Regions from separate parts of the Homo sapiens genome. Here regions 2 and 3 are each linked to region 1. Evidence: chromatin loops called from intact Hi-C (ENCODE). Cell type or tissue: gastrocnemius medialis. All regions are shown on one strand. Links, peaks and the distances in the headings refer to the core of each region. The heading gives the core; the rest is flanking DNA.

What was found. A loop is a pair of places that touch in the nucleus more often than their neighbours do. Peaks named below come from ENCODE experiments on the same cell type or tissue, not always from the same donor. Only the 100,000 strongest peaks of a DNase experiment are listed, where the experiment ranks them.
Region 2: it touches region 1 in a loop (3-fold over the local background); 2 of 110 quality-filtered maps call a loop at or near these places.
Region 3: it touches region 1 in a loop (2.1-fold over the local background); 2 of 110 quality-filtered maps call a loop at or near these places.

What each region holds. Positions count from the first base shown.
Region 1 is chr3:46,562,733-46,569,724 of GRCh38, reverse strand. It overlaps LRRC2 (leucine rich repeat containing 2), which reads left to right and starts at 3,423. Exons shown (of 9, transcript NM_024512.5): 1 at 3,423-3,548. RefSeq lists enhancers at 3,252-3,546, 3,814-4,724, 4,725-5,635, 6,307-6,808. In gastrocnemius medialis, for the core only: a CTCF peak has its summit at 4,035; DNase peaks (open chromatin) are centred at 3,344, 3,964, 4,404, 5,304 and 1 weaker place; H3K4me3 peaks cover 2,413 bases; H3K27ac peaks cover 5,000 bases.
Region 2 is chr3:45,985,151-45,991,857 of GRCh38, reverse strand. The region is part of intron 1 of FYCO1 (FYVE and coiled-coil domain autophagy adaptor 1); the gene reads left to right. Among named protein-coding and RNA genes, the nearest start is that of FYCO1, 7.3 kb to the left of the region's middle. RefSeq lists enhancers at 3,309-3,809, 5,247-5,541. In gastrocnemius medialis, for the core only: no CTCF peak of the experiment used is centred there; DNase peaks (open chromatin) are centred at 2,357, 3,317, 3,837, 5,517 and 2 weaker places; H3K27ac peaks cover 5,000 bases.
Region 3 is chr3:46,863,532-46,870,523 of GRCh38, reverse strand. It overlaps a transcript of MYL3 not described here. Among named protein-coding and RNA genes, the nearest start is that of MYL3, 3.6 kb to the right of the region's middle. In gastrocnemius medialis, for the core only: a CTCF peak has its summit at 3,603 (motif pointing left); DNase peaks (open chromatin) are centred at 2,823, 3,603 and 5,334; H3K27ac peaks cover 4,344 bases.

The sequences.
Region 1 (6,992 bases), core at 1,495-6,494:
TGTGTGGATTTGTTTCTGGGTTCTCTATTCTGTTCCATGGTCTATGTGTCTGTTTTTATGCCAGTACCATGCTGTTTTGGTTACTATAGCTCTGTGGTATAATTTGAAGTCAGGTAATGTGATTTCTCCAGTTTTGTTATTTTGCTTAGGGTAGCTTTGGCTATTCTGGGTCTTCTGTGGTTTCATATAAATTTTAGAATTGTTTTTTCTATTTCTGTGAAAAATGTCCAGTATTTTGATAGGGACTGCGTTGAATCTGTAGATTGCTTAGGGTAGTGTGGACATTTTAGCAACATTGATTCTTCCAACACATGAACATGGAATGTTTTTCCATTTTTTGGTATTTTCTTCAATTTCCTTCATCAGCGTTTTATAGTTTTTATTATAGAGATCTTTCACTTCTTTGGTTAAGTTAATTCCTAGGTATTTAATTTTATGTGTGGTTATTGTACATGGGATTACTTTTTAAATTTCATTTTCATATTGTTCACTGTTGGCCTATAGAAATGCTACTGACTTTTTTTTTTTTTTTTTTTTTTTTTTAAGACAGGGTCTCTGTTTCCCAGGCTGGAGTGCAATGGCACAATCTCGGTTCACTGCAACTTCTGACTCCTGGGCTCAGATTATCCTCCTACCTCAGCCTCCCAAGTAGCTGGGACTACAGGTATATACCACCATGCCTGGTTAATTTTTGTATTTTTTTTTTTTTTGTAGAGATGGGGTTTTGCCATGTTGCTCAAGCTGGTCTCAAACTCCTAGGGTCCAGCAATCCACCTGCCATGGCCTCCCAAAGTGCTGGGATTACAGGTGTGAGCCACTGTGCCCAGCCTGCTACTGGTTTTTGTATGTTGATTTTGTTTCTTGCAACTTTACTGAATTTGTTTAGTTTATCAGTTCTAATAGTTTTCTTGTGGAATCTTTAGGTTTTTCCAAATATAAGACCATATCATTAGCAAACAGATAATTTAACTTCTTCCTTTCCAATTTGGATGCCCTTTATATCTTTCTCTTGTCTGATTGCTCTAGCTAGGACTTCCAGTTCTATGTTGAATAACAGTGGTGACAGTGGGCATCCTTGCTGTGTTCCAGATATTAGAAGAAGGGCTTTCAGTTTTTCCCCATTCAGTAAGGATACTAGCTGTGGATCTGTCATATATGGCTTTTATTATGTTGAGGTATGTTCCTTCAAAACTCAGTTTTTTTGAGGGTTTTTATCATAAAGGAATGTTGAATTTTATCCAGTGCTTTTTCAGCATCAGTTAAAATGATCATATGATTTTTATCCTTTATTCTGTTAATCTGATGTATTGTGTCAATTGATTTGTGTATGTTGAACTATCCTTGTATCCCAGGCATAAATTCCACTTGGTCATGGTGAATGATCTTTCTAATGTAGTGCTGAATTCGGCTTGCCAGTATTTTTGTTGAAGATTTTTGCATCAATATTCATCAGAGATGAATTTTGACCTGTAGTTTTCTTTTTTTTTGATGTGTCTTTCTCTGGTTTTGGTATCAGGGTAATACTGGCCTATAAAATGAGTTTGCAAGTATCCCTTCCTCCTCTATTTTCTGGAATAGTTTGGGTAGGATTGGTATTAGCTCTTCTTTAAATGTTTGGTAGAATTCAGCAGTGAAGCCATCAGGTTCTGGGCATTTTTTTACTGGGAGACTTTTTATTACAGCCTTGATCTTGTTACTTGTTATTGGTCTGTTCAGGTTTTGAATTTCTTCCTGATTCAATCTTTGTAGGTTGTATGTACCTAGAAGTTTGTTCATTTCTTCTAGACTTTCCAATTTATTGGCATACAGTTGCTCAATGAGTGGATTTTTAAAAGTAAAAGAAGGAGACAGAGAGGGATTGATATAAAGTTATTTGTTATGAATTTTCATTGGTTTACAGAAATAACATTGATAAGTGATTGGCTATATATCCTTTAGCTATAGGGTGTGGTTATAGTGTCTGGCGTGTTGCTATTAGGCTAATTTACAGCTACTTGTGACAATAGCAAGTAATTTCAAGAGATGAAGACATATAGCTCAAAGAGGGGAGTAGGGCATGAGTGCAGTTTCATTTTAATGTCTCCTTGGGCCTGATAATGAAAAAAACTTGCATTTCTCAGATAAAAGTCCTTTTTTTTTTGAGACAGAATTTCGCTCTTGTTGCTCAGGCTGGAGTGCAATGGTGCGATCTCGGCTCACTGCAACCTCGGCCTCCCGGGTTCAAGCAATTCTCCTGCCTCAGCCTCCCCAGTAGCTGGGATTGCAGGCGCCTGCCACTACGCCCAGCTAATTTTATATTTTTAGTAGAGACGGGGTTTCTCCCTGTTGGCCAGGCTGGTCTCAAACTCCCGACCTCAGGTGATCCACCTGCCTCGGCCTCCCAAAGTGCTGGGATTACAGGCGTGAGCCACCGTGCCCCACCAAAAAGCATTATTTTCAAAAGGCCAGGCACGGTGGCTCATGCCTGTAATTCCAGCACTTTGGGAGGCCGAGGTGGGCGGGTCACCTGAGGTCAGGAATTCTAGACCAGCCTGGCCAACATGGTGAAACCCCATCTCTACAAAAATACAAAAATTAGCCGCGCGTGGTGGCAGGCGCCTGTAATCCCAGCTACTGGGGAGGCTGAGGCAGGAGGATCGCTTGAACCCGGGAGGCGCAGGTTGCAGTGAGCCGAGATCACACCACTGCACTCCAGCGTGGGCGACAGTGAGACTCCTCTCAAAAAAAAAAAAAAAAAAAGAAAAGAAAAGAAAATAATGATTTTTAAGGAAATGAATTTTAGAAGTATGACACATATATCACACAAAAGGTATTTTTCAGTTTAGGCTAAGGGATATGAGGAGCCATTGCCATTAAGGATCAGGACGTGTTCACATGGACTCCTGGGAGCAGCCAGGGAGTTGATTACTGATTATTAACTTGTCATATTTTCACGATGTCGGCTATCAGCAAAACATATTTGGCCAATTAGTAAAGTATCTAAAGAGAACCTAAACTCACATACATTTTAGGATATTAAAAAGATAAAATGTAACGGTGAAATTGAGACCTTCGATGTCTGCTGCTTCCAACATCGAAAACACTTTTACATTCCCTTGGTCATATGGCTTTCAAAGCCTGCGTCTGGCTGGGTTCCCAGCTTAGCGTGCTGAGCACTCGGAACCAGCTCCCTTCCATTCCACACCCTCCGGGATCTCCAGTGTGAAAATGTCTGGCCCTGGGTAGGAGGCTGCAGATAGTCCCTGGGCCGGGGCTCGCGCTGGCCGGCTGCAGCGCGCAGGGTGCCAAGCCCTCCCCTACGAAGTCTGTTTTGTCTCAGGCTGGGCTGAGTCACATAGAATAGATAGATAGTTGATTTAGCACATGTCCTCCAGATCATATTATCCGCCTACAAATATAGCCTGTTAGCGCACAGGCACGGGAGGCTTCTTCCGGCTCGGCCGTGCTGCTCAGCGGGTGTAAACAGCCTCTGCGGTGTAAACAGCCTCTGCGGTGTAAACAGCCGCGGCGGGCAGGCCAGGACTGTCAGTGCCCGCCCCTCGGGGCAGGTAAGCGCTGGGCGTCCGAGGTGGCCGGGGGGCGGGAGCGGGGGCCTTGCGCTCCCCGTGGGAGGACGCGGGCGGATGGCCGGTGCCCCGGGCGCTCAGTTGTTTAATCCTTCCTCTGTGCCTTGGTGACCTGCAATCTGCCGGAGCGACAGGGGTAAACGTCCCTAACCGGACAGCGGCTGGGGCTTAGGCATCCACCGTTATCTGAGGTCCAGGACTATGGTGGGAAGGCGAGAAAGGAGAGAGCGTGGGGAGGCAGGGGTCCCCGCGAGTGAATCTTGCTCCGGCTTAGCAGTTCCCCTGCGCGTACTGCTCCGGCGCCCAAGGCTGAGCCCAAAGCTTTCTGGTCCAAAGCGCTGTCCAGGGGAGATAAATCAACTTTGTTTGTGTCCTGAATGGTATGATTGACACATGGCCCTGGCGGGGAAGTCTTTTCTTCCAGCGTCTCACGCCCCCTGGCTTGGGGTGGGGACAGGCCTGAGGCAAGGGCGGAAAGTGACTGGAGACCCAGAGGAGGAGGAATTGTCTGGCTTGTTAGCGGCTCTGCCCTGTTGCTAGCTCTTCTGCTGGACCAAACCCTCTCCCAGAACTCAGGGACTGGGGGGTTCACCCATTATTCACCCAAAGAACCTCTGCTAATCATGCCAGGTGGAGGAAAAACCCTCGGATGCTCACATACCTCTTGTTTTTGTCTTACATTTAATTGGTGACAGGGATTCTTAGTTTCCTTTCTTTTTTCTTTAAATGATTGAACTTTTTTTTGATCTTGCTAGGTGCCAGGTACTGTCTTAAGCTCTTGACACAATGATCCTATGTGATGTTCTCGCCAACCTGTGAGCTCAGTGCTGTTTGCTCCATCACGTCCACATGAGAACATCAGGCTCAGAGAGGTTAGGCTGTGTTCTCAGGGACATGTGGCCAGAGAGTGGGTAGGCAGGGCTCCCGCCCAGGCAGCTTGGCCTTGGAATTGCCCTCTTAATCCCGTCTGGACCCTCTGCCTCCCCTGGCTGGATTTTCTAGCTAAACAAATTACAATAAAATTAATCAGAAGTCCCCAGGGAAACTCTGATCATGTGGCATAAATGTCATTTAATTCAGAATTTGGCTGACTATACTGACCTTACTTGACTATTTAGCTCCTATTTACCCCCGTTTCTATCAGAAAACTCACTGCGTTCATTCCAACGCTGGTGTCCAGGCAGTGGCCTTATGTGAGGATAGAATGGAATTTGTGAGTCACCAAAGCTCCTTGGTTGTCATATTATTGCCCATTGTATCTTGGTGCCCCCAGAAATTCCCATGGGTTACAGTGGTTCTCTTGGATACAGCAAGGCTGATGATAGAGGTTTTCCTTACATTGATGACACGCCTGGAAGGGTGCTGTGGAGGGCTTGGAGCTGGGCAGCCTGGGGTGGAGGGGTCCTGGGAGTTCTGAGGGGCAGGTGTGGAGGAGAGAGCCTCTCTCTGCATGGCTGGTTAAGGTGACCTCTGGCATCAGCTCCGTCCTCCTCTCCTGCTCCATCCCTTGCTCCTGTCCCCCTCCCAGCCTCCCAGTGGGAGTGCCAAGAATGGCTTGGCACCTGCATGATGAGGTGAGTCTCCTCCCAGACTTTGTTGAGTCTCCTCCCAAACTCCCCCAGATCCTTCTTAGGATGCTCTGAGAGGTTAACCCTGCACCCACTCCACACCTCCTACCTAGCAACCCAGTGTAATTTGACAAGAAGGGAGAGGACTAGGTGACCGGAAAACCCCCCCTCCCCCTGGCATATGACTTCTGAGTGGAGACTAGTGCCCTGGTGCCAGGGGACATGTTTTTCCAGTCATGCCCTCTGGCTCTGTAAAGTGGATGGCTCTGTAAAGTGGATGGCTCTGTAAAGTGGTTCTGATATAACTGGGTTGGGGAGGAGGGTGTGGAAAGTTATTCAGCCAAACCTGCCCTGTCAGCCCTTTCCCCTTCCTCAAGGTCCCTGCAGGACTCTCCCAACCCCTCCCCCACCCTTTCTCTTTTGGCTTCTACAGGGGTTGGTTCAGCCTCTGTTGTCTAATGAACGTGCTGTGCTCAAATATATCCTTTGATGCTCTCCCCTCTAGATTGGGAACTTGGAGTCATGGACAAGGCTTCTGTCTTTCTGCATTTAATGAATGTCCATAAATGTCACTTAGGGTTCCTAGGCATTGAAAAACAGAAATACAAACTAAGTACACTGGCTCAGTACACACGGTTTCTGTGTTGAGGTTCAGAAGCAGGAGACTGGCATCTGTAGCCCTTGGACTACTCAAAACCCCCTCATTTGATGGCCATAGCACACCTCTGTCTGCAGGGGCTTGGACAAGGTGATGGAGAGGCCCCACCAGTTCCCATCGTATGCTACAGTATGACCTGCTCAGCTGAACTCATGGGGGCCGGTGTGTGAACCCAAGTCTGGGGACTCCCAAGTGGCTGCTCCTGTCAGTAAACTGTGGCTCGTCTATGGCTTGGTCCATGGACAGACAAAATATAATGAATCAAATACTTTAACTTGCATGAAGTATTGTGATGCAAATAAACAGTAGACTGAGAAATAAAATAACAGGCGGGTTTACTTTAGATGAGGAGGCTGGGAAGGCCAGACAGGAGAAAACATTTAAGGTGGGTTCCAGGGGTGTGGGGAGGAAGCCATGTGACTTGGGGAGGAATGCTCTAGGCTGAGGGAGCAGTGTGTGCTGAGCTCTGAGGGGGAAGAGGCGTGGGGTGGATAAGCACAGAGGAGGGGAGCAGGAGGGGTGAGGTGGGATGGGCAGGCCGAGGGCAGACCATGCCAGGGGCTCACTGCCTCTGTGGAAAGCTGGGATCTCATTCTCATTTCAAAGGCAGGCCTTGGGGAGATTTGTGCCAGGTGGTGGCATGATCTAGTTCTCATTGGAAAGTGACTCTCACTATTGAGTAGAAGATGGGGTTGAGTGGGAAGCCAGGAGACCAATTAGGGGGCCTTTCCCCAACTGAGGCAAGGCGTGACACTAGTTGGTGGTGAGAAATGCATGCCCTCTAAGATGTAGGTGATAACTGGAGGTGTGGATGAATGTGTGTGTGTGTGCATGCATGTGTGTGTGTGCATACTATCTGCATAGTGGGTGGGCAGAGTGAGGAAACGAAGCAAAAGAAGTGACTTCTGGCCGAGTACAGTGGCTCATACCTGTAATCTCAGCACTTTGGGATGCCGAGGCGGGCAGATCACCTGAGGTCAGGAGTTTGAGACTAGCCTGGTCAACATGGTGAAACCCTATCTCTACTAAAAATACAAAAATTAGCCGGATATGGTGGCTTTTGCCTGTAATCCCAGCTACTCAGGAGGCTGAGGAAGAATTGCTTGAACCCAGGAAGTGAAGTTTGCAGTGAGCTGAGATTGTGCCACTGCACTCCAGCCTGGGTGACAGAGTGAGACTTCATCTCAAAAAAAAAAAAAA
Region 2 (6,707 bases), core at 1,147-6,146, 580 kb after region 1:
AGGCCCTGTCTTCAAATGCAGTCACATTCTGAGGTATGAGGGTTAGGGCTTCAACATCGAAATGCGGTGGGGTGGTGTGCACAATTCACCCCCTGACAGGAGGTTTGGGTTAGCAGGGTTGTTTGTGAGGGTGGCGGTGCTTTTCATTTTCCAGGATGGGGTGAAGGAGGCTGTGGGTAAGGCTTCCTCGGGAACCGAACTGTGGTTCACACTTCCTCCTGTCCACACCAAACCCAGCGAGACTGGAGCAGCTGGCCAAAGGAAGGTGTAGGGAGCATGAGCTGGGCAGGGCATGGCCTTGGCAGAGGGAGCAGAGCATTCAAACCCTGGAGGCAGGGCCCAGCCACAGAAGGGCATCGCAGGGATGCCTGAACATAGGCAGAGGGGAAGAAGGGAAGGAGGAGGGACAAGAAGATGGGCCTATCCCTATCGAGGTCAGGCAGCCCATCTGTAAAGGGCCTCACAAGCTGGGTTAAGAGATTTGTACCCATGTCTGACAGCAGTCACCTGAGCTCTCAGGACACCAGAGGTCTGTTTATAAAGAGAGGCTAGGTAGGCAGTGTGGAGTAGACACACTTCATCCATCCCTGAATTATATTATTCTATTCACTCTGGGAATAATAGCTCACAATATTTTTACAATAATTACAACATAATGTTCACAATTTCTACATGGTGTTTTAAGTGCATTATTTTATTCAACATACAAATAATTTATGCTCAATAAAGGAAAATTGAAAAATCAGAGAAATAGAATTTTTTTAAAAATGTGCTCATGATGGCCGGGCGCAGTGGCTCATGCCTGTAATCCCAGCACTTTGGGAGGCCAAGGCGGGTGGATCACGAGGTCAGGAGATCAAGACCATCCTGGCCAACATGGTGAAACCCCGTCTCTACTAAAATACATTTAAAAAAAAAATTGCCAGTCGTGGTGGCGTGCGCCTGTAGCCCCAGCTACTCACGAGGCTGAGGCAGGGGAAATCACTTGAACCTGGGAGGGGGAGGTTGCAGTGAGCTGAGATCGCGCCACTGCACTCCAGCCTGGCGACAGAGCGAGACTCCATTTCAAAAAAAAAGTGCTCTTGTTGCCACCATTGAAAGATTAGTAGTATTTACATCTTTGTACATTTCTATGCCTCAAAGTTTAGTTTGTATGGTGGGGCAAGGATCTATGTGTTTTGTTTTGTCTAATTCATTCATTCATTCAGCAGTAATTTATTGAGGGCTCTCCATGTGCCAGAACTGTGCTAGGGGAAATCATGAACAGCAACGAAGTTTACAGTCAAGTGGAAAGAATAGAGATTCAACAAAAAATTACCATTGTGACAAATGGCCCCAGAAGCCACAGAAGCATAATGTGAGACTCTGCAGTGAGGGCTGAGAATCATGAGCGGAGTACAGTGTGGTACCTTGTATGTTCACTTGTTCTTATCAAAGCACTTACCAGGCCTCAAGTGCTCCTTCTTACTAGTTTTTATTGGGGTATATGTTATCTATTTCTCCTGCTGAGCCTGAGTTCCTTAAAGGTCAGAGCTCCACCCACTGCCCCTTTTCACAGCTATAGCCCCGGCTCCTGGTTCAGGCTTGCCTCTTAATCGTGCTGCCAAAAAATACCTTTTACCTGGCTGGCAGTTTGTTAGCACACAGAAGTTGCCTGCTGCTTCCTCAAGGCCATGTTTTGTGGCTATGTCATATTCTATCAGAGATTCAGTTCTTAGTTCATAACTAGCTGGATTGACCCCCTGACACTTCGGTCAGGAGAGGTCCCAGAGCATATAATTTTGGAGATCTGTAGTTTTTCCCCATCTAGGTTGGGCCTGTATTCTTTGGAGCAGGAGTAGATGCACCAGTTGAGTTCTTAATTATTGATGCAGTTGTTCCAGAGATTGTCCAGATTCTCATGCCTGTCATTGTCACCTCTTGGATATTTTCTCAGCCCCACAGCGTCAAGTACAGAGGTGTGGCTCCTCCCTTGAGCAACTGCCCACCTCACTAAAAAAAGACTTGGCTTCCCCAGATCCAAAAGCAACACCTCAGAGCCCTCTAAGTCCTGCTCTCTGGGGTCCATGGACTCGAATAGTGGCTGTTTTGTATGTGTTCTGGGAGAGCAACCAAGGAAACTGCTATTGTTGGTGGGGGGAAGGGGACCAAGAGAAGGTTGAAGAAGCCATGGCAAAGCCTCAAGTTCTCATTCCCTTTATGAAAGAGAGAAGATGACAAGCAAAAAGGAGTGTTTGGGAAAGATGACCCAGGCATGCAGTGGGTTAACACTTTAATCATAGGTCCAAGGGGTTGGGTCACCTAATGAGTCTTTGTTCACGTGTGCTGAAATGCCTGCCTCTGAGCTGGCCTCTGGCAAACTCCGGAGCACTCTCCTAGCCACCCTCTTGAAGCTCTGGGAAGGGCAGTCTGCCTGCCCACTGATTGTTCCAGCCCCTGGGCCAGCAGGACCTCCAGGCCTTCGAAGCTGCAGGTACCAGCCAAGTGCCTCCCTTTCTGTAGGTGGTAACTAGATAGTTGCCGTTGGGTGTGCTGAACCAGGCCTAGGCAATGGACTCTTCCAGAAAGGCTTTTCTGCCTTTTTAACCATCCTTGTCCTTAACATTCTTTCTTGGTCAGGGGAGACTTTACAACTGGTAGGCTCCTCCTTATTTGGGACTGGGGGAGGAATCCAACTGTAAGGTGTCCTCTCTGGGTCAGCCCTTAGCTATTGTGTTGGGAGCAAAATTTTGAAGGTGGAGAAAGGTTGACTTCCACGCCTCCAACCTCCTCCTCCCCTGATGATTCTTCTTTCCTTGTGTGACTACTCAGATGCTGTCTGAGCCAGTTTCTGGGCAATATTATGAGTATTAGTCACTTGGACCATAGCATAAATAGGTTTGCATGAGTCAGTCAGCATCTTTGTATCTTAATTTGACTAAATTGCCGTTGCTATTGTTTAAGGCATTTAGGGCATCTGGGCAGGTATAGAAAAAACTTGGAGGTCAGAGAAGGTCCTTTACTTCTAAAATGATATCTAGGTCATGACTAGGAACTCATACAGTAGTACCAAGTGAAAAATAAGAATTTTAAAAAATGCATTGAGTCCCTTTTCCTCTTTGTCAGAAAACTGGATGTTTTCAGACATTTTGGATAGGCTTAAACATAATTTTGAGTTGTTGGCAAGGAAATTCAATGCTTCCAAAGATTTTATAAAACGCATTTCTCTGATATTTGAAAGAGCCTGTCAGAGACAGCAACGAAGGTTTTTACATGTTGTGCAACAAGGACTGTGGGTTTATGAGGTGATTGGCACACTGGGGGCCCTGTGAGGTGTGTGAGTCCTGGAGTCCTTACGCTGGTGCTGGGGCAGCCGTGGTAGTATGTACAGAGCTTTGAGTGTCTCCTGAGTTAGGAGAGCCATTTGCTAATGGGTTGTAGATGTCAGGATCAGGCTGGTTCATGCCAGGAGTCTGTGATTCCCTCAATGAAAGGGCAAGCTTATCTAGAGACACAAGGAAGTTGGCCATGTTTGGAGAGTGATCTTGCCCATTCTGTGCCTTTTGTTGGTTAGTAATGACCTCAGACCGAGACGGAGGAGCAAGGAGGGCAAGATGCTGAGTTCCTGAAAATAGCATCCCCATGGTGACCATGTTCTCTATGGAAGCTCTGATTTACTTCCTGAATCCCTGTGAGGTGATGACCCAGAGCCAGAGTGGGGAAGCCCACCACACCCCACAGGCCTGGCAGGCAGTTTCTTAGGGCTCATTATGCTGGTGGCGACACAGGCTCTTTGAAAAATCAGCTTGTGTAATGAGTGGCTGGGAACAGCTCACCCCACGACCTGGGAACTTGACACCAGCCAAGAGCACACTCCCAAGGTCAGACAGAGAAGGTCTCCTGCCTTGGGCTCACACAAGGGCAGTGTCACCAAAGCACCAAGAAGTCTTAAAGGAGTGTGTTGCCATCTGTGTTCAGGCTTATGATGCTGTTTGGGTTTGCAGACATTGTTTCCCTTGTGCCAGACTCCAGTTAGGGCTGGTTTCCAGAAAATCCAGCTGGTTGGTTCCTTCATTGTCCTGGCCGCAGCCCGGATGAGTTACTCAGGATCTGTTGTTGCTATCACCTCCTTCCCAAGCTCCACCCTCTCCACAGACATGGTCAGAAGTGTACACACAGACCCAGTGGGCTGCATTTAAAGATCACAGGGTATCACTCCAGTCGTCTTTCTCCAGGATTATTTCTCTCAGAGACTGCAAACTCCTCTGTGTTGGCAGCAGCCAAATAAGAGGAATGCAGTTAGAGAAACAGCCTTTACTCTTGTGTGCCTCCGTCCCAGCATCCTTTTCTTTTTGGCTCTCTCCAGTGACTGCCTGTTCACTTTTTAGGCCTGGCCATCACAGAGTGTCTACCACTTCTCCCTTCCCCAAGCTGAATTAGATTTTCCCTTCCTCAGATCCCACTGCATTTTTTTTTATAAATTCATCCCAATGCTCCTTTTTTGTGAGATATAACTTATAGTTATATGAGTTGTGACAAGTGTATGTTTGTCAAATACATATAGTCATGTAACCATCACCGTAATCAAGGCAGTAAACAGAATTGCCCCCCATATTTTCCTGTGCTCCTTTGTAGTCAGACTCTCCCTTCTCCCCTAGACCCTGGCAGCTACTGATGTGATTTCTCTCCTAATGATTTGCCTTTGCCAGAATAGCATATAAATGGGATTGCACAGTTGTGGTGGTTTGAGAGGCTTCTTTGACTCAGCACAGGGCATTTCAGATTCCTCCATGTTGTTTTGTATGCCCATAGTTCATATCTTCTCAGTACTGAGTGCCCATGACTTTTTATCCATATCTCTACGTGAGCCTCTTCCATTGTATCTGGATATGTGATATTTTTCCATCTGTCTCCTTGATGGGTAGCCAGGCTCTTCCAGGGCTGGACTGTGTCTTGTGTGCCTCTGTATCCCCAGCCTGCATGTAGCAGACACTTGACGGAATGTGCTGGGGCAGCTGTGTGTTGATAGTGGAGGTTCTTATCCTCTCTGGCTCTCTCTAGGGCCCCGGCTGGTCCCTGCTCAGGCCTGTGTTCAGCTGGTGACCTGGAGAGACACCCAGGGATGGGCAGGCAGGCTTCTCATAAAGCACTCCCATCCTCAGTTTGGTGTCCCTGATGGATGGGTGCCAACACTTGTTGGGAGGTTTGGGGGGTTCTCTGTGGCTCCCCTGAAGCTCTTCTCTCTGGGACTCATGAATTCCTGGGACTGTGGTACGGGCATGTGTCTGTTTCCTTCCTAAGCCAGAGAAGCCCTCTTTGGGCCTTGTTTGCACTGAGTCACAGCTACATTGGCTAGTTAGTTAAAAATAGGCTCTAGTTATCTCTGCCCTGTGATAGGCCCTCTCCTCGGGCAGAGGCAGGAATCCTTATGTAAATATTTGGAGGAGCTTGTGGCTGGGGTGGTTTCCATGCCAGGATCTGCTTGCCTGGACTCCTGGAGCCACGAGGGCAAGGTGGCAGTGGGAGAGTGAGAGGTGGCATGTGTTAGAACACTCAGGGTGTTCACATTACTTGGGAGATGCTGGAGTTCATGGTAGTACCTCGAGCCGGTGGAAGTGGTTGGTCATTTGCTGTAGTGACAATGGCTGAGTCTTAAAAAGTCAGTAGGACTTATTGGAAAACCACCAGGTTTGAAATCAGACTGACCAGAGTTCAGTCTCTGTGATTCCTCGCCTTACTGGCCCGTGGCCTAAAACAAGTTACATGACTCCTCTGAGCATCATTTTCTCCTTTGTAAACAGGGACGATGTTATCTGCTCCACCAGGGTGATTGTGAGAATTAAAAGTGATCATGTGTGTAAAGCACGTAACAGAGCCCTGCACGCAATAGACCCTCATTTAGTGCCGGCTGCCACCACAGCCAACTCTAGTCTTGCTATCTACTTTGCCAGCAAACATTACAACCTTGCACTGGATATCTAAGGGAAGAATGAGAGGTTCTGAAAGGACGTAGGATCTCCAGATGCATGTCCAGACCTCTTTCCAATGTGCTCACATCTCTTTAACTTCTGTTGGCCTTCAGCCCTACGGGTAAATCACTTCAACAGCTGCCCATGTAGGGCTGATAACTCAGGACTCACCAGCTGGGAGAGGACTGTAACCAAACTTAAAAATAGAGACACATCCATTGCCTGGTGCAGGGGCTGTGCAGGCCTCTGGAGAGAAGGCCAGGCAGCATCTGCACACCCAGGCTGAGTTGGACTCTGGGCAGCTGGAGGCTTCAAGCCTCACGACGAAGGGGACCCTGCCAGGCAAGCCCGGCTTTCCTTGGTCCAGAAGTTCTGAGGGTATGTGTCCTCATCCTCTCCCCCAACTAGCACTGCCTGGCTAGAGACTGACCATTCTTCAGAGAAAGAAAGGTGGAGAGGGTGTGGGGCCAGGTGTGGGGGAGATGGGGATCCTTAGGCTTAGCAGAGCTGTCTGAAGCTGGGCTGCACTGATTCCGTGTAGCCTTTGGTATAAGGGGATGGAGAGAGCCACTAGGTGGCTTTTTAAAGGAAAGTAAGGCAGTCCTATCTAAGGTGAATGGAAAGTGAGCTCAAAAAGATAGGCTGCAATATGATTGATCTAATTTCTTGTTTAGCCCCAAACCAGGTCACTGTGTCTGAATAGAAGTGTGTCAGAAACAAACCAGAGAGTGCCCACAGAACAAGGCCCACACAGAAAGG
Region 3 (6,992 bases), core at 828-5,827, 300 kb before region 1:
GGTTCTGGCGGGGGCAGAGTGGGGAGAGCCCTGGGTGTAGGGGGCCACCATGGCTAGGTGGGGTCTGCAAGGGGTCAGGGAGGTCCTCCCAGCCAGCACTCCCTCTTCACTGTCACCACCACTGTGGCCTTCTTGTCACCCTCCTGTCTTCACCTCCATCACTGTTGTCCCTGTCCTCGGCACTGCCTTCTTCATCTGTCATCCTGTCCCTCTGTCCAGGTGCCCATGCCCACCCTCTCTCCTTGCATCCTGGTCTGGTGCCCACTTCTTGTCCACTTGGAGCTGCTTGAGGATGGGTGAGAGGTGGGAATGAATTTGGGTTATGCTGGCTGGGAGCCGGGGTGAGGGGTGGCATGATGGTGTGCATGCGTACGTGTCTGCAGGCTCCAGGAAGGTACATCCTTTCCTGGGGCAACATTTGTCCCTGACCCTCCTACCAACCCTCTCTCCCCCCTGTTTCTGACTGCCCCATCTCTCTCTTTCTCTGTCTCTCTCCATCCTCCCATCTCTGTCTCAGTCTCTGTGTCTCACCTCTGCCATAGCCAAGGGTCCCTGTCTCCAGTTTCTCCGTGATGGCCCAGGGGAGCCGGTTCCTCCTCCCAGCCAGTGTGAACTGTTTGCCTGAGACAGTCGGTCCATCCACTCAAACAACCACTCAATTCAGACTCCTCGTCTGACTGACGGGTTTTTTTTTCTCCTGCTAAATTTACTTGCATTTTTGACTGAATTGGCCATTCAACAGAGGTTGTGTCCACATGCCCCTTCCCCACCCATGCCAACAGATGAACAGGCTTGCAGACAGACATGCACACAGAGCCAGGAGCACGCAGACATGCTCACGCCCACGCAGAGTCACAGCCTCGTGCCCATGGTGACACGTGGAAGCACGCAAGACGACACACTCCCACACAATCACACGTGTGGCCTCATCCTCTTGTCCATGGTTACACACACATAGACTATCCACACCCGTCCAGTCACACATGTTCACACCTCGTGTGGCAGTGTCTGCATGTCCTCACACCTATTCTGGGGAAACCTTGGGGAAATGGAGGCAAGGGGAGGGAGGAATGTGGCCCAGGGTGCAGCGCTGGGCAGAGCCCCAGCCCAGCACCCAGGGCAGCCTTTGCAGTCTCCTCCAAGGCCGGCTCATGGAACACCCTCCTTTCTTCCTCAGCCCGTCTAGGTGGGGCTTCTGGTCATTTCAGGCCGCTGCTGAGCCCCTGCAAACCTCAATAGCAGCTCCCAGACCCCGATCCTAAAAGGGGAGTCTTTTTTTTTCTTCCAAGGACAATAAATATTTGCTCTTTGGGAAGCTGCTGGTGGGAGAGTACAGGGTTTGGCCCAGTGGCAGGGAATGTCCAGGGCAGTTCAGGGAGGCCACAGGCCATGCTGTGGGGGGAGGGGCCGGGCCCCTGTCCGGAAGCTGGACCAGCAGGCAGAGCTGGGGAGCTGGGGCTCAGGGCTGCATCTTGCTCCATTCCTCCTGACCCAAGCCCCAGGCCTTTGTTTTCTCAGTTCCTTTGATTAGCACATTGGCACCCCCTCCTCCCATCCCAGACCCCGGTATCCCGAACCTCACCCATCCAGAGCTCCCACAAACCCTTGGCAGCCCGAGACTCCATCTCATGCACCCAGAATGCACAGACCCAACTGATGCTCACTCTTTGGACTAAACAGGGGTGCAGTATCTCCAGACACATTTTCAATCTCCCTCCTGAGACTAGCTGCTGAGAGTGGGGCTGAGGTCCCCCAGTCCAGGCCCCTGAGAAGTCAGGGCCATGCCCTTCTTCCAGAATGGACCAAGCCTGGCCAATGCTGTCCCCATCCTGTCCCCCATGAGGCTTGGGTCCCTAGAGGCTTCTGCCTGCCCACCCCTCCCTCATGCTGAATTGGGCTCCCAAATATAGCGGCCGTGGCCACAGCCGGCCAGGACACCACAGCCCTAAGCGTCAGTCCTGGGCCGGGATCAGAGGGGCAGGAGCTGATTATAGGTCCCTGGGCCAAAACCAGGGTTTGCCTGCCAGCCCGCTGGGCCCTGCCACCCCCACCCCTAGAACCACAAGGTTGGAGCATCTGGTCCCCGTCAGCACAGTGGGCAGAGGGAGGGGCCTGAGGGTTGTGTTTGGCCTGCTCGAGGACAGAGTTGTCTGTGTGTGGTGTGGGGGTAGTGAGGATGGGCTGGGACTCAGGGGCAGAGACTGTCCTCTGAACCTGGAATCACAGTGCCCCACCCATGGCCATGGTACAGGTGGGGAAACTGAGGCCAAGAGGAGCAGGGACCAGCCCGGGTCACAGGAGCATAGGGAGTCTACTGCCTTCCCCTTGGGTACTCTTTTCCATCTCTCAAGGCCCGGGGTTGTGCCTCTGGGAGGTGGGCCCCATCCTGTTAGTGGCAGAGCGGCTTTGCTGGGAAGTCCTCCTAGGAGTCAGACTTTCATCTGAGGCTCCAGGGCCATGGGATGGTGTAGAAATTTATCTCCTTCTGCTGGTCCTTGTACCTGCCTCGTGCCATCTCTAGTCAGAATTGCTGGGCAGCTCTTGCCTCCTTGGGGCCACGGTCTCCCCATCTGTGCAACTGGACAGGGACCTAGGGGCCCCGCGTGGGGTCTGTGTTCATGGGTGTCCAGTGTGTAGCGGTGGGTTCACATCTATGTGGACACACAAGTGGGCCCTGGTAAGTGAGCTGCAGCCTACGGGCCTGCCCACACCAGGACAGGGTCCCCAGGACCTGCTGCGCGGCAACATTTGACCTACTTCTAAGGCTCTGGGTCTGGCCCAGGCCGTGTTCTCGACTCCTCCGGGAAGTGTGGGCCTGCGTCCCAGCCCAGAGGCTGTGGGCCAGGAGGGGCGGGACCGGCAGGCCAGGGCGGGCCATGGCTGCCTGCGGAGACTGCGGCCCAGGGGACAAGGGCACGTGGGGAGCCCGACCCTGTTTCCCTGCCTCTGGCTCTTAGGCCCAGGGGACAGCTGGCCCTTACCTCCTTCTGCCCACCCTCCACGTGGCAACCATAGTCTGAGCTCCCCAAATTGGCTCTGACAGGATGATGGACATTCTTCATGCCCTTCTGAACGCTACCAGGGAGGTCTGCCAAGCAGCTACCCCCGCTGTTGCCAAGAGTGTGACCCCCCGGTGCCCCTTCCCACTGGCCTTGTCCACACAGGGCCACGCTGATCTGGAAATCCGTCAGCCCTTGTCCTGGGTCCTGGGTCTGGGGTTTGGGTTTGCAGTCCTGGAAGTCTGGGTTTAGAGTCCTGGGGCTTGAGTCCTGGATCTGGGGTCTGGGTTTAGAATCCTGGTTCCTGTGTCTGGGGTCTGGGGTCCGGAGTCTGGGTTGAAGGTCCGGGTTTACCATCCTGGGTCTTGGAGTCTTTGGTCAGGGTTTGGGTGCCAGGATCTGGGTCTAGGTCTCCACAGTGGGGTCTAGTCCTGGAATCTGGGTTCTGGGTTCTGAGTTTGGCACTCAAATTGTGAGACCTGAGTCTGGGGTCTGAGCTTGGGGTTCCGGTTTCCTGATCTGGGGTCTGGGTTGGGATTCTGGGTTCTGGGGTTTGAGTTCAGGAACCAAAGGTCGGTTCCCATCCCTTCTGCGCCCCCTGCTGGCTGATCGTGGTCCAGTCACTGCCTGTACCACAGGGGTCACCCTCACCTCTTTAGTCTGTGAAGAGCACGCCTGAATTGGGGTGGGCATGGGGAAGTGGTGGGTGGGCTTGGAGGCAGCTGCTGGCCGCACTACTGTCCCAGAGTGCCCTCTGCACCGCCAGAGCTCCTGTCAGTCAGTTGGCAAATCTCCCCATCTCTCCGGGCCCACTCCAGGACAGGGTTTAGCAAGGGGTTCCAGTACCTCTGTGAGAGGTGGGTAAACTGAGATATTTGGAACATTTGTTCATCCAGCATTTATTGAATGCCTGTGGTGTACCAGGTCCTGGGAAAATGTAGCTGTGGAAGAGCAGAACATTCCTCCCTCCTGTGATGGCTGACATTCATAGGAAGGCGGACACACGGAAGACGCCAGGTAACAAGAGCCCAGAAGAAGGCCGGCGTGGCCGGGCTTTCCTGCCTTAGTCCACAGGCTCCTCAGAAGTCAGGGCCCATATCTTCCCCGCATTCTCCTTGGCTGGGGGAAGGGAGAGGTAAGTGGCTGCCTGAGAGGGCTCTGGGACATGGCGTGTGCCAGCCTGCAGCACACTGGGCTGCAGCTCAGACATCAGAGCTTTGGGAGCTGAAGCAGTAGGACCCAGACCCCCAGCCCTGGCTCTCCAGGCCCCCGAGGCCCTGCCCAGATCCTGCCTGCTAGGCTGACTCCTGAAGGGCACAAAGCTCAGGTTGGGATGTGGGAGAGAGAGGGAAGTGCCAGGCATGGTGTGGCCTGTTCTTACCGCCAACTGCTGCCCACCCTCCCTCCCTCCACCCCCAACTCCCTGCCCACCTTCCTGCCTCCTGTTCACCCCATGCCTTGCTCCTGGTCTCGGTGTGCCTGGGAGGGCTCTGGCTGGTCCTGAAGAGTGCCTACTGGGGGCTAGGCAGTTGTTATAGGTTTGAGGGTGGGCCTGTGGGTGAGTCCTGGGGCACTGTTGTTCCCAAGCCAGCAGGGACATGCCCAGAATCAGAGCTCAGGCAGTCACCATCCTGGCCCTAGCCTTCATCTGGGTCCTGATGAGGGAGTGAGGATGGCTCTGTGCACCCTGTCCCTGCTGCAGGACCACGTTTGCCCTGTGTGTGACAGGAGGGGCCCAAGCCACTGCCTTGACTCTGCCACACACAGGTGGAGGAAGGTGGCACTATGTGGCTCTGGCTGGCTGCATGAGCCTGCCCATCCCAGATCACAGACCTGGACACTGAGGCCCAGGATGCTCTTGTCACTGGCTTACCCCCATTTGGGCCAACGTTGGGTGGTTTCCAAGGGGTGGTAATTGTGTGAGGATGAAAGAAATGAGATGGGAGAGAGGGCCCTGTATATGTCCTCTGCTCTGGCCCTCTGCTTCCCTCATGATGAACACAAGGAAATTGGTCTTGTTGGCGGTGTCTGTGGGTGGCTGGGGCTCCCGTGTGACTTCCAGAGCCCGTTGTCCTGAGGGTCGGCAGGCCTGGGTGGTGGGGCCTCCCCGGGGCCCCTCTGTGTGGCCCTCTGGCTGTCTTCTCCTCTTGTGGTATTTCTGGCTCGTCTCCACTGACCATCCCCCCACCCCTTTCTTTCTCAATACTGTTGCCAAACATTTGGAAGAAAAGTGAAAAACTTGCCCCCCCGCCAGTCCCGGATGTTGTCAGATTTCCAGATGTGGGTGTTCTGCCCTCCAGATGAGAGGCAGAACGTGTTCCAGTCAGGAGCGGGCTGGCCCCAGCCCTGGACTGCTGTCCCTCCCTGTGAGGCGGAGTGACAGGATGAGAGGGACTGGGCCCAGTAGGAAGACAGCAGGGCGTGCCAGGTAGAGGCCCTGGGCCCCACAGCACCTCTCAGCCTCAGGCTTAGCCCCTTGCCACACCAGGGAAATCCCTGGCTTTGAAGTTTCTATCAAAGGCTCCAGGCACTTAAAAGTAACCAGGAGCACCTCCTTCCCACCCCCCAGGCACAGATGCTGGGCAAGGAACAGAGCCCAATGTGTTTACAAGATGTCCCCACTGTTGGCGTCCCCATGCGGGAAGAGCCTTGTGCCACCTCAGCCCTCCCACCTCCCCAAGTGGCAGTCCCGTCAGGCTGTACTCTGTCACTGTCATCTGCTGAAGGCTGGGCTTGGGATGGACCCTGGGGGCCGGGCACTGCAGGATGGGCACTGGGGGTGGGCACTGAGTGGTAGGAACAGGGAATGAGCATCACTGCACTGGGGCAGACCCTGCTTGGCAGCTTGGGGTTCCTCAGAGAGGCAGACCCTCTCAGAGCCCCTGCCAAAAGGGTCGGCAGAGGGCAACATGTGGCAGTGGAATAGCATTGGAGAGAGCTTTCTGGAAGAGGGCCAGTAGAGCCAAGCCTTGAATATGTCAGGCAGAGGGGGCGAGGGCACTCTGGGCAGAGGGTGCAGTGGGGAGCCAGGCCTGGGGTGTGTAGGGAAATGTGCATCCCTGGGGCCTGTAGAGAGGGGAAGTAGGAATCTAGGGGTGAAAGCTGAGAAACTGGTCCCTGGGCCAGCAGGGGCTGAAGAGGGAGGCTGCTGAACTGGCCTGGGGCGACTGCCCTAGAGGGAGCAGCATCCTTTCTCTTGCCCTTTGTGGGGGTTCCTGGAGACCCTTGGACCCATAGCCAGGGCTACAGCTGCCTGCCATGACCAGACACTCACATACAGACACATGTAAACACCCAGACATAAACACACAGAAGCAACACCCGCAGACACACTCACATAGACACATAGACACACCACGCACACATAAAGACCCAGACCCACAGAGACAAATGCAGACACCCGGGCCATCCCTTACATAGACACAGATACGGAGCACACATAGGCACGCACAGAGCCCCCCACCACGGAGGCACCCAGACAATACACACAGGTGTACACAGACCCCCCTCCACACAAACACAGACACAGAGAGACCCACAGACACATAGACACCCCGACACAGACACAGACAACACACACAGACACATGCTGACTTCCGCCTTCCCCCACATGGACACGGTCATAGACACAGACACAGACACAGGGGACTTTGGAGAGCTTAAGTTCAGAGGTGCCCTTAGATCATCCCAGTCCTTCTGGCCCCAACACAACACGTAGCATGTACTTGGTCCACCCTTCTTCACCTCTTCAACTTACGGACCTGCAGAGAGGCAGCAGGGCCCTGTGTGGGTATGTGCGGGTGTGCAGATGAGTGTGTGTGTATGTGTGTATGTGTGTGTTAAGCAGTGGCCTTTGTCCCCCTCTCTCCCTCCCCCTTCCCAACAGGTGATTGGGAGGAATGGAGATCCCTCCTCCACTACCCATTCCTGAGCCTGAACAATGCCCTCCCCAGGCCCCAAAATAGCCCCTAAGCCTAGCCATATCCTTTTATG